2 separate regions of the Homo sapiens genome follow, and region 2 is linked to region 1. A link is a loop called in an ENCODE intact Hi-C map of the cell type or tissue named here. Cell type or tissue: heart right ventricle. All regions are shown on one strand. Each heading gives the region's core, and the rest is flanking DNA. Links, peaks and the distances in the headings are about the cores only.

What was found. Hi-C counts contacts between places; a loop is a spot of excess contacts. Peaks named below come from ENCODE experiments on the same cell type or tissue, not always from the same donor. Only the 100,000 strongest peaks of a DNase experiment are listed, where the experiment ranks them.
Region 2: a loop joins it to region 1, with 2.3 times the contacts of the local background. A loop is called at or near these places in 10 of 110 quality-filtered maps.

Annotation. Positions count from the first base shown.
Region 1 is chr6:163,436,806-163,442,002 of GRCh38, reverse strand. The region is part of intron 1 of QKI (QKI, KH domain containing RNA binding); the gene reads right to left. Among named protein-coding and RNA genes, the nearest start is that of QKI, 25 kb to the right of the region's middle. In heart right ventricle, for the core only: no CTCF peak of the experiment used is centred there; a DNase peak (open chromatin) is centred at 2,886; H3K4me3 peaks cover 660 bases; H3K27ac peaks cover 1,427 bases.
Region 2 is chr6:163,528,456-163,533,652 of GRCh38, reverse strand. All of the region lies in intron 3 of QKI (QKI, KH domain containing RNA binding), which reads right to left. Among named protein-coding and RNA genes, the nearest start is that of QKI, 120 kb to the right of the region's middle. In heart right ventricle, for the core only: no CTCF peak of the experiment used is centred there; a DNase peak (open chromatin) is centred at 2,332; H3K27ac peaks cover 2,360 bases.

The sequences.
Region 1 (5,197 bases), core at 713-4,712:
TCCCTAAAAGGATGCCCAGAACCACTGCTCTAATGATTTCCCATCTCAGTTGGTATAAAAGCCCAGGTCCTTACAAAGATAAACAATAGCCTACAGCATCCACACAGGCTCCCCTTGCCCTCACCTTTTTTGCCCTTCTGATCAAATGTCCTTAACCAACCTAACCTCCGTCCCTGGCTACAAGTCCACACAAGGAATTGCTAGCCCTGCCCTCAAGGTTTTGCAGTAACTCTTTCCCTGCCTTGGAAAGCTTTTCCCCAAAGAGCAGTATGGCTCACACTAACACCTCCTTCAGATTTCTGCTCCAGTTTTTCAAGGAGTCCAACCTTGATCTTCCTATTTTTAAACAGCAACTTGCCTCAATCCATAGGAACACTCCAGATCCCCTTTACCCTTCAATTTTATTTCTATAATTCATATTTCCTAATACATTACTGTACTTGTTTATTGATTATTGCCTGTTGACATTAGAATGTTAGCTGAGAGGGCAGATAGCTTTGTTTTTGCCTTTTGCTATATTTGTAACATCTACATCCTTGGAGAAAAAACACCTTTTGAACAAATATTAGGACTATTAGCACAAAAACACGCAAAGCTCCAAAAATATTTCTTGTAACTTCACTCAAGCATCAATATGGCATCTGCTTGACAATTCTAGCTAGCTTACTCCTCTTCCCTTTAAAGTAATATAAATGCACAGTGCTCTTCTGCAAATGGCTTGGTCTCTTTATTCTGGACTTGAGAAGTTTAGAACACTTTGCTAATAACATATGTTCATTACATCAATGCTAAATTCTTCCAGTGTATCTTACATCAGATGAGAAAATAAAATATACAGGCATCTAAATATGTGCTTAGTCTTGGCTTTAAGAAAAAAACCGAGCCAATAAGGAAAAGGCTGCTCCTGCCAGGATTGCACAAAAGGACTGCAATCATCCACTCCTACTGAGCTTTATCATAAACCCTATATTCATAGCCTGCACAGTCCTAATTAACCCTGTACTCAAAGTATATTTAGTAAAAATATATTCAGAACATAATAAAATAAAAGCTTTTTAATTTCCTAAAAGTAAAAACTTTACAAAATTGAACTGACCTGAATAAAGTATAACCTGTTTTAAAAAAAAAAAACTGTCTTACCAATGATACAATATAATGATTTTTTTCGTATATGCATTCAACAACTATGTATTTTACACCTACTCTGTACCAGGCACTGGCCAAGGCCCTAGGAATATAGTCATGTGCAAATACAGACATGGTCCCAGTTCTATAACAAACTAAATGAACAAAAACTATAGTTGAAGCAGAGTAGCAAAATAAGACCTCTTAAAAGAAACCTCTAAACATACTTCATAACACAAAGAATAATTTTACCTTTTATTGAGTTTCTACATCTCATCATATAACTTAAACTAAGGAAGTTATGCCAATATTAAAAGCATTATGTTGGATTCTACAGTCATTCAGTCTATATGGCTAGGAGATACAAATCCAGAATTCAGAGTAATGAAGTCTAATGTCTTTCCACATAAAAAGCCTCCCCAAGAACTCTGTGGTGGAAGTCAGCATTTTATTCCATTATTATCAGGTAGATTCCCTTACAGGTAAGTAATATTTTCACCTTCATTTCATAGTTAGGAAAGAGAGATTTGGGGATTAAGTACTTTCACCAAAGACCACATAAAGATGAAAATCTAGCTGACTCCAAAAGCTGTATTCTTTTACTCATACCATTTGGCCTCTCCAGCACTACTGCTCCATCCCCAAAGTTAAATTTGGTTGCTGCTAGAGTGAGTGATCATGATAGTGGGAAAAGCAGTGATGACAGATGGTAAGAGCTAGATAGAGAAGAAGGAAAAGATGGGGCAGTGAGTAGAAATTAGAACTATGAATAAAGTAAAGAACAAAAAAGTAGAGACATATACAATGAGGGGGGAAAGGAAATGGTATATTCAAATTAAAAGTGGAATGAAAATCAGACAAGACATTCTCATTTAAGCTTTTCACCATCCATATTTACTCATCCATGAGGACTTCTAAGATTATTCTAGGCCAGGCACAGTAGCTCACGTCTGTAATTCCAGCACTTTGGGAGGCCAAGGCAGGCAGATCACTTGAGATCAGGAGTTCGAGATCAGCCTGGTCAACATGGCAAAACTCAATCTTTACTAAAAATACACAAATTAGCTGGGCGTGGTGGCACACACTTGTATTACCTGCTACTCGGGAGGCTGAGACATGAGAATTGCTCACACCCTGGAGATGGAGGTTGCAGTGAGCCAAGCCACTGTACTCCAGCCTGGGCAACAGAGTGAGACTCTGTTTCAAAAAAAAAAAAAAAAAGGATTCAGGACGCGGTGGCTCATGCCTGTAATCTCAACACTTTGGGAGGCCGAGATAAGTGGATCACCTGAGGTCAGCAGTTTGAGAACAGCCTGGCCAACACGGTGAAACCCCATCTCTACTAAGAATACAAAAAAAAAAATTAGCCATGTGTGGTGGCGGGCACCTGTAATCCCAGCTACTCGGGAGACTGAGGCAGGAGAATCACTTGAAACCAGGAGGCGGAGGGTGCATTGAGCCGAGATCGTGCCACTGCAATCCAGCCTGGGCAACAGAGTGAGACTCCGTCCCCCACCCCCCCGAAAAAAAAAAAAAACAAAAAAAAACCACGAAGGATTATTCTAGAGCGAAAATTCTGAGTTTGATAGAATAAATTCTTTCGCTTGAACAACAAATATTTGTAGGTGTCTGTCATGTAATACATGCTCAAGAATCTGCTATTATTAATGCAGTAGTTCCTATCTTTCTGTGGTATCAGACACTGTGCTGGAGACACACTGGTAAGCCATACAGCCCTTGCCCATGAAGACCTGGCAGTGGGCCAAGCTGTGGAGGTGAAAGAAGATGAAACTGATGATCTGGACCCTGTGCAGGCCTAGGTTAATGTGTGTGTTTGTCTTCAACAAAAAGGACTCAGAAGTAAAAATTAAATAGAAAAGTTCGAAAACAGAAAAGAGCTTATAGAATAAGGATATAAAGAAAATATTTCTGTACAGCTGTATAATGTATTTGTATTTTAAACTGTAATTGTAGTCAAAGGTTTAAAAAATTTAGAAGTTTATAAAGTTATAGTATGTTAAGGTTAATTTATTACTTAAGAAAAATATCTTTTATAAATTCAGGGCAGCCTAAGAATACAATGTTTATTAAATCCACAGTAGTATCCTAGGACTTTCACACATTCACTCACCACTCACTCACTGACTCACCGAGAGCAACTTCCAGTCCTGCAAGCCCCATTTATGGTAAGTGCTTTATACAGGTATACCATTTTTTATCTTTTATACCACATTTTTACTGTACCTTTTCTATGTTTAGAATGTTTCTACGTTTACACAAATACCATTGTGTTATAACTGCCTACAGTATTCAGTACAGTAGCATGCTGTACAGGTTTGCAGCCTAGGAACAAAAAAGGCTATACCATACAGCTGAGGTGTGTAGTAGGCTATACCATCTAGATTTATGCAAGTACACCCTATGATGTTCGCAAAAGGAAATAGCATAATGATGCATTTATCAGAATCTATCACTGTCTTTAAGCAATGCATGACTTTATGTGTATGTGTATATATATCTTTCTCTTTAAAATAATAATAGTACTGGTCATCAATGTCATTATAAATGATGACTGTGATGTAAAATTATATTCTGGAAATACTGTGTTCTGATAGATCTGAAAGACAGTATCTACTGATCTGATCATTATTTATCTGAAATATTATCTGAAATCTGAAAATGGTCTTTTCCCAGACTTTGTAGGCATAAAAAATACTTAGAAAAGACACCTAACAAATGCTGTTTGCAAATGACTTCTCACATGTAGATCTACTATACATAGCAAAAGGAAGGTAGAATGTAACAGGTTAATTTTCCCAACTCATTTTTACTAAGTTCCTCCTTAAAATTCAACCACATAATCCAGAAAACCTTAAAAGCTACTCAAACACAAACCTCACAGTACATTTAGCTTATGAAAATGACCGTCAAATACTTTTCCAACACTCTTTTTAAAAGGTCAGAGCTTTTTCTTCCAGGATCTGACCTTTTTTGGCTTAACCACTTTTCCGGAGTTTAAAATTAGTTTAACCACAAATGAATAATTTGAGGGAAACAGAGATGGGAGGGGAGGGCATTTTAGCGTCTAATACATATTGACACAAGTTTGGAAGGTATATTTGCATTACCGTAATGTAAATTTGCATAACTATAACTCAAACCCTAAAATAGTTATCTAAACAAAAACAAAAAACTGAAAAGCATCACACCTGAAACCCTCAATGTGAAACAGTAACATTACTATGGCTAATTTAGTGATGTCACTGTTCAACACATGATTCTAAAATCCATTCACAACCACTCAAAAATCTCAATTACTTCAGGTGTTTTCCAGACTGTGGCATAAACAATCTTGAACTAAATTATGGCTACATTTCGGGTGTGGATTTAAGCACATAACAAGAAAAACTCTTTTTAAAAAGTAAATCACCACCAGTATCTATGGGAACTGAATTTAGTATCATCTCATAAACAAATAATTATATTCAGCTAATTATACTTTGATAATCGATACACTAAATTTATAGCCTGTTACAGAAAAACAGTAAAATTTTAACATAAGTACTATATGTATACATACATCACTTGTATCATTTAAATTATATACATATATAGCTTATGTATATACCTTATTCTAGCTTCGTGTTACACGTTAAATTGCAACAAATTTTAATTTTCATCTGAAAGTAAAAATAAAGCTTTCCTGGATCAGGAGAACTAGAGTTAAAATAATTAAACTACATCATCTCTCTCACAAAGGCTTTACCTCTGAATTCTCAACTTGCCACAGCTTCCTTCAGCCAAATAAAACAAATGACCAAGTATCTATGTCACCGATAAGGGAATTAAAGAGTTGATTTATTTTGAACTCTCCTCTCCATGGAAATTGAGAGATGGCTAAACATTCAAATGTATCTCCAACATTACATGCTCTTCTCCTATGAATGTAATCATTCTCCAAAAAGTCAGGCTCTTAATTTAGATGGAACTACTTTCAATGAAAAATATACAATTTACTGGTTCTTGCTTTAGCAAGAAAAGGAATACTTCTATTTCTTCTTCCCTTTTTTTT
Region 2 (5,197 bases), core at 795-4,794, 92 kb before region 1:
CAACATAAGGTCACATTACATTCTTTTTGATGATGTCATATCTTTACAAAGCTAGGTTGTTAGCGGTTGCTGTAATAAAAATCAAGAACATACAAAAATCAATGTGGAACAAGAAAAGAGGGTGGCAGTACAAAAATCTGATTCCAAAGTTTGAGAATTTGAACAGCACCCAAGAAAATACAAATGCTATTAGTAAAAATGTGGTTATTTACAAATAAAATGTATAGTCTGTTTCAAAGTTGTTTGTAGAGTAAATATTTAATAAACAGAACTCTGAAATATTTCTTTTTGACTAGGGTACACCATGCAAACTAAGTGGGAAACCAAGGAGTCAATGAATCAAGAAACTGGAAACCTCAGGGTTATCTGTATGGCAAGAAATAAAATATGTATTAATATCTCTAACTGTGGCAAGAAAAATTAGTTTTGTTATCCAGATTTCAATTGTTATGTTCAAGAATGCTAACAGTATTTTCTCACCAAAATTTGTATTTTTTATTTATCTTTTTTTTTTTGGAGAGAGACCTACAAAAGCTACTAGTCTGGTATTATTTGGTGGGCCTAAAAGTGCACCTATTTGACTAAACGCATATATATGAGGGACTTCTGTTTCCAGGCAAGATATAGTAACAGGAACCAGATTCACCTTCCTGCTGAAACAACCAAAAAACTGGCAAAACGTATCAACAAGTTTCAAGCCACTGGACATCAGACAACTAAGGACAAATGACACAGAGTTGGGAACAACTGAGGTGAGCCTATAACTGCCCCCACTCACTGGCTTGAGAGTCTCCAGACAACTCCATGAGGAGACTAAGCAAGAGTCCAGGGAAACCGAGGCAGCCAAAGCTCAGAGAGTCCTGGGAGAGCTGCCACTCAAATATTCAGCTGAACCCTGATCGTTGCATACTTGAGAGAAAATTCCAGAGGCCAGGGAAGGAACCACCCAAAAGGATTCCAGGTCAAAGTGCCTGGCTCTAGAAAAGAACAAGACTGAAAGACTTGAAGGATTCCCCACGGGTAAGGGACACAGAAAGGTCTTGCCTCAGTGGTAGGAAAAAACTAAACCTAATCTAAGCATTGTTCCAGTACAACTAAATACATTTTAAAAGTAAGACCAAATGCCTTAAATTATTTCCAACTAACTTAACTGTGTCCCAGGACAAAGCTCAAAGATATTTATAGGAATATAAAAATATCCACCCAACAAGGTAAAAGTCTGGCATACAATTAGAAATTAACGGGCATGCAAAGCAGCAAGAAAAATGCAATACATGAGACCACCTCCCCCCCAATCAATTCACTCAAACCAATCTAGAAGTGATACAGATGTTATTATAAATAGACAAAGACATTAAAAGCTCTATGTGTGTGTGTCAAACACTAATGCATATAGATACTAATACAATGAAAACTGAGGAACATTTATAATCAAATATTTTTGAGAAAAGCTTAAGAATAAAAACTAAAATTTGACTTGCCGCAGAAACCTCTATACATGGAGAAAAGCCAGAGAATTTAAAAGGAATAATTATTTTCATGATAGAAACAAAGTTGCAGTATTATTTGCCATTTTGCTTTATTGCAAGAATACATTTTTAAGGTGTAAAACACTTGGCCAATGCGTACTCTTACTAATTCAACAACTTAAATGATAGTTAAAAATATAAAAATAGGAGAAAGCTACATCTACCCTGTTTGCTTCAAAATCAACATTTTTGCTTACACTTTTAAAAACAATTGAAGGAGCAAAAATTTTCAAAGATGGAGAAATTAATGGAATGGTGTACTTACACTCCCACCAAAAATTCTTCTACAACACTGCAGAGTTTAAAATGTACAAACTCAGCCGGGCACAGTGGCTCATGCCTGTAATCCCAGCACTTTGGGGGGGCCGAGGCAGGAAGACTGCTTGAGCCCAGGAGTTCAAGGCCAGCCTGGGGAACAGTCAGACCCTGTGTCTATTATAAATAAATAAATAAAATGTCCAAACTCGTAAGAAGTAAGAAAATGGGAAAGGAAACCATTTAAAAATTAAGAATCTAGAAAGCAGATGGTTAACTTAAAATTTACCTGACTCTAGTTAAGAAAGAAACTTATTTCCTTGCAATCCACCCCAAAAATACTGAGGAAATGGGCAGCAGTGAAAACAGGGGTGAGGGTGGGGCTGAGATTGCAGGACTAGATGAACTCTCATTAAAAAGCAGTTCAATTCCCATATCCCCTGTCCACAAATGGCTAGCTATCAAGCACTCCCTAATTCCCAGCAGTAGACCAGAAACTGATTCTGAAAGGAAGTAAAACACTTGCTCAAACTGCATTAGGAGAACAGTTGACAGGGTAACTTCCACTCTGACAGCTGGGCTGGCCGGCCATCTCCCCTGCTCCAAATGCAGAGCAAGGGAACCCAGGCCCACATCTTGGGGACAGGAGACTTGAACAACTGACCCTTCAGAGAGTTAATAAAAGACGCTACAATGCTGAAACAAGAATGCTCTATTTAAAAATTTTGAATACAAATAGAAACTCCTGCAACTAAAAACATGAGAGCAAAGATGAAAAATTTGATAGAAGGTTGGAAGACAAACTGAGGAACTCTCCAAGTAGCAAAAGACAGAGATAAAAAAAAATGGTGCAGAACTGTATAATATTAGAGGACTAGTCCAAGAGGTTCAGAAACTGAAATGACGATGTCCAACTACCAATATAAAGAAAAAGAAAGCAGAGGGAGAAAAATCATCAATGTTATATATTTTTCGCAAAACTGAGGGATCTGAGGTTCCAGATGAAAAGGACCCACTGAGTTTTCACCACAAGGAATAAATGAAGCGGACACTTCAAAATCAAACAATGTAGCAATTGAAAGTAAACACTAAAAGCACCTCTTTTAGTGTTTTGGAGGGGGTGCAGTGTGAAGAGAGAGACCGACCAACCCGTTTTCCACATCAGGCCTCAGAAAATCTTTCATCCATGTGCATATCAAATGTCACACAAAAAAAGGCTTTGAGGTCATGCTACGCAGAAGCCATGAAGCCATATTCATTCTACTGTAGTCCATTCCAGCTCAAGAAGAGTTAAATTCCTTCAGTGAGTTTGCAGCTTAGTAATTATTTAATACAAATACTATTTCTCCCTGTGATCTCATTCTGTTTCTTAAGCAGATTATAAAGGCAATCTGGGATTGGCAAATTTTATAGAGAAATCAATAAAACACACCCCAAAAGGTCCTCTTTTAGTCATTAAGGATAGATGCAATTATAGGATGGTTACTTCTGAACTTAAAATATCCATAGTAAGAATCCACTCACAAAACCCATTTTCTCACTTAAATACATCAGGACAAAGAAAAGGTTGAAATAAGCAGACAGGAGGGATGATGATATGGACGCACACCAAAAATGCTGTATTTATTAGAAACTGTGTTCTACGAGGCATTCGTTTCTTTTTACAATTATGTTTCAAACAATCTTTCAGGGGTTAATAGCTGAGATACTGATGTGGAAAAAAATAGCTCATGACTACTATAATGTCTGTTTTACAGTTACCATTTGCAATATCATTTCATAATATATGTGCTACTAAATCTTCAGCAACATAGAAGAACACAGTTTTGCATCAATATAATCCCAAATTTACATTTTCCAGCACAGTACTGCCCCCTGATTTCTAGACCTCCAAATTCAACTGCCAACTAGAAATGTATACTTCAATCTCTAAAGCAGTCTGAACTCCACATGTCCAAACTGGGGTTCATACCTCCCTGCTGCAAATCTGTCCACAATTAATGTCTCAGCTATTACTCATCCTGAATGAATTTTCTGAATCAGCGTGGATTTTTAGAATTTGAGGCTTTGTAGGAAATCTCTGAAACACAGTCATGGCTTACTTGTGCTTTGACAGAGACTGGCTGCTGCACATGCACCCATTCACATCTATCCACACTAATCTGAAGTGCCGTGTTCATTCACTTCCCACGATAGGCTCAGATTTACTCCATGCTGTATTACTGGCCATTCCCCAAACATGGATTTTGACACCCATAAGTTTATGGAAGCTATCTATCGCCTATGTCTAGAATGCCTCCTTTCCCTTTCTTTAATATTTACTTTTATTTCTTTTTTTTCTGTATTATATAGTAACTTAGTTATCTGTGCATTGTCTTTTTCTAGCTATTAGAAAGTTTGCTCCAAGTTGAATATCAGAATCATCTCACTGATTTTCATACTCTTGACAGTATGTACACATTGATTTTACACATATCTGGCTCTAAACAAGTATTTACTGAATTGAATAATTGAACTTTTATGATTGAAGAGCATCATTCAAATCAAATATCAAACTGTGCATGAATATGCTGCAGCTTTCCCACAGTGCTCTGCTGTACTAATGATTACTGTGCCTGTTTAGTTAATCCCTCATATATTCACCTTTGCTCCTGTATCTTGGTTTCTGGGACGGCTTCTTTCTTTCTCCTTAGTTACCAGGTGTACATGACAATTTTTACTCCATTTCTTGTTCTCTTACTTCTAGTCAATTCTCCCAGATTTTCTACAATAACTCTTATGAGGTCTGGTTTTCACAACCCATCAGTCTGCTTATCTTTTACTCTAAAACCTCAATGCTACCTTGTTTTGATGTATCAGAAGAACAGGAGACAAGATGGGTCAAAAGTATTTTTTAAAACTGCAAGACTAAAGTTCTATCTCAATATAACAGCAAAGTGACAGCACAGGCAAATTACATATAAATACTATATGTATAAATATGTTCAGAGCTCAAAACCACTAACCTTCCATCTTTTAAGGTAGGGTGCAATAACAACAGAGGTTCCATGGAAATGGAAAATAGCTCTATTTATACAGCAAATTCAAATATAGTAGCTTGCTAAGCAACTTTATAATTCATTCACACTTGATGGCAGAGCAGATAGTCACAATTATTAATGATTATCATGGTCTGTATTCTTGACAAGTATACTATGGTGAGATAAATTAGACTTAGGTGATGATAAGCAAACTTAAAAATGAAAATGATGATGGCAACTAAGCTTTTATCAAACACTGCTTGCCAAGGACAATGCTAAGCAATATAAATACATCACCTCATTCAATCCTCATAAGTTACATGAACCTGGGACTATCAGTCTTACCAACATTTAACATGATTTAGTCAAGTCAGGCAGTAAGTGTTGTACCAC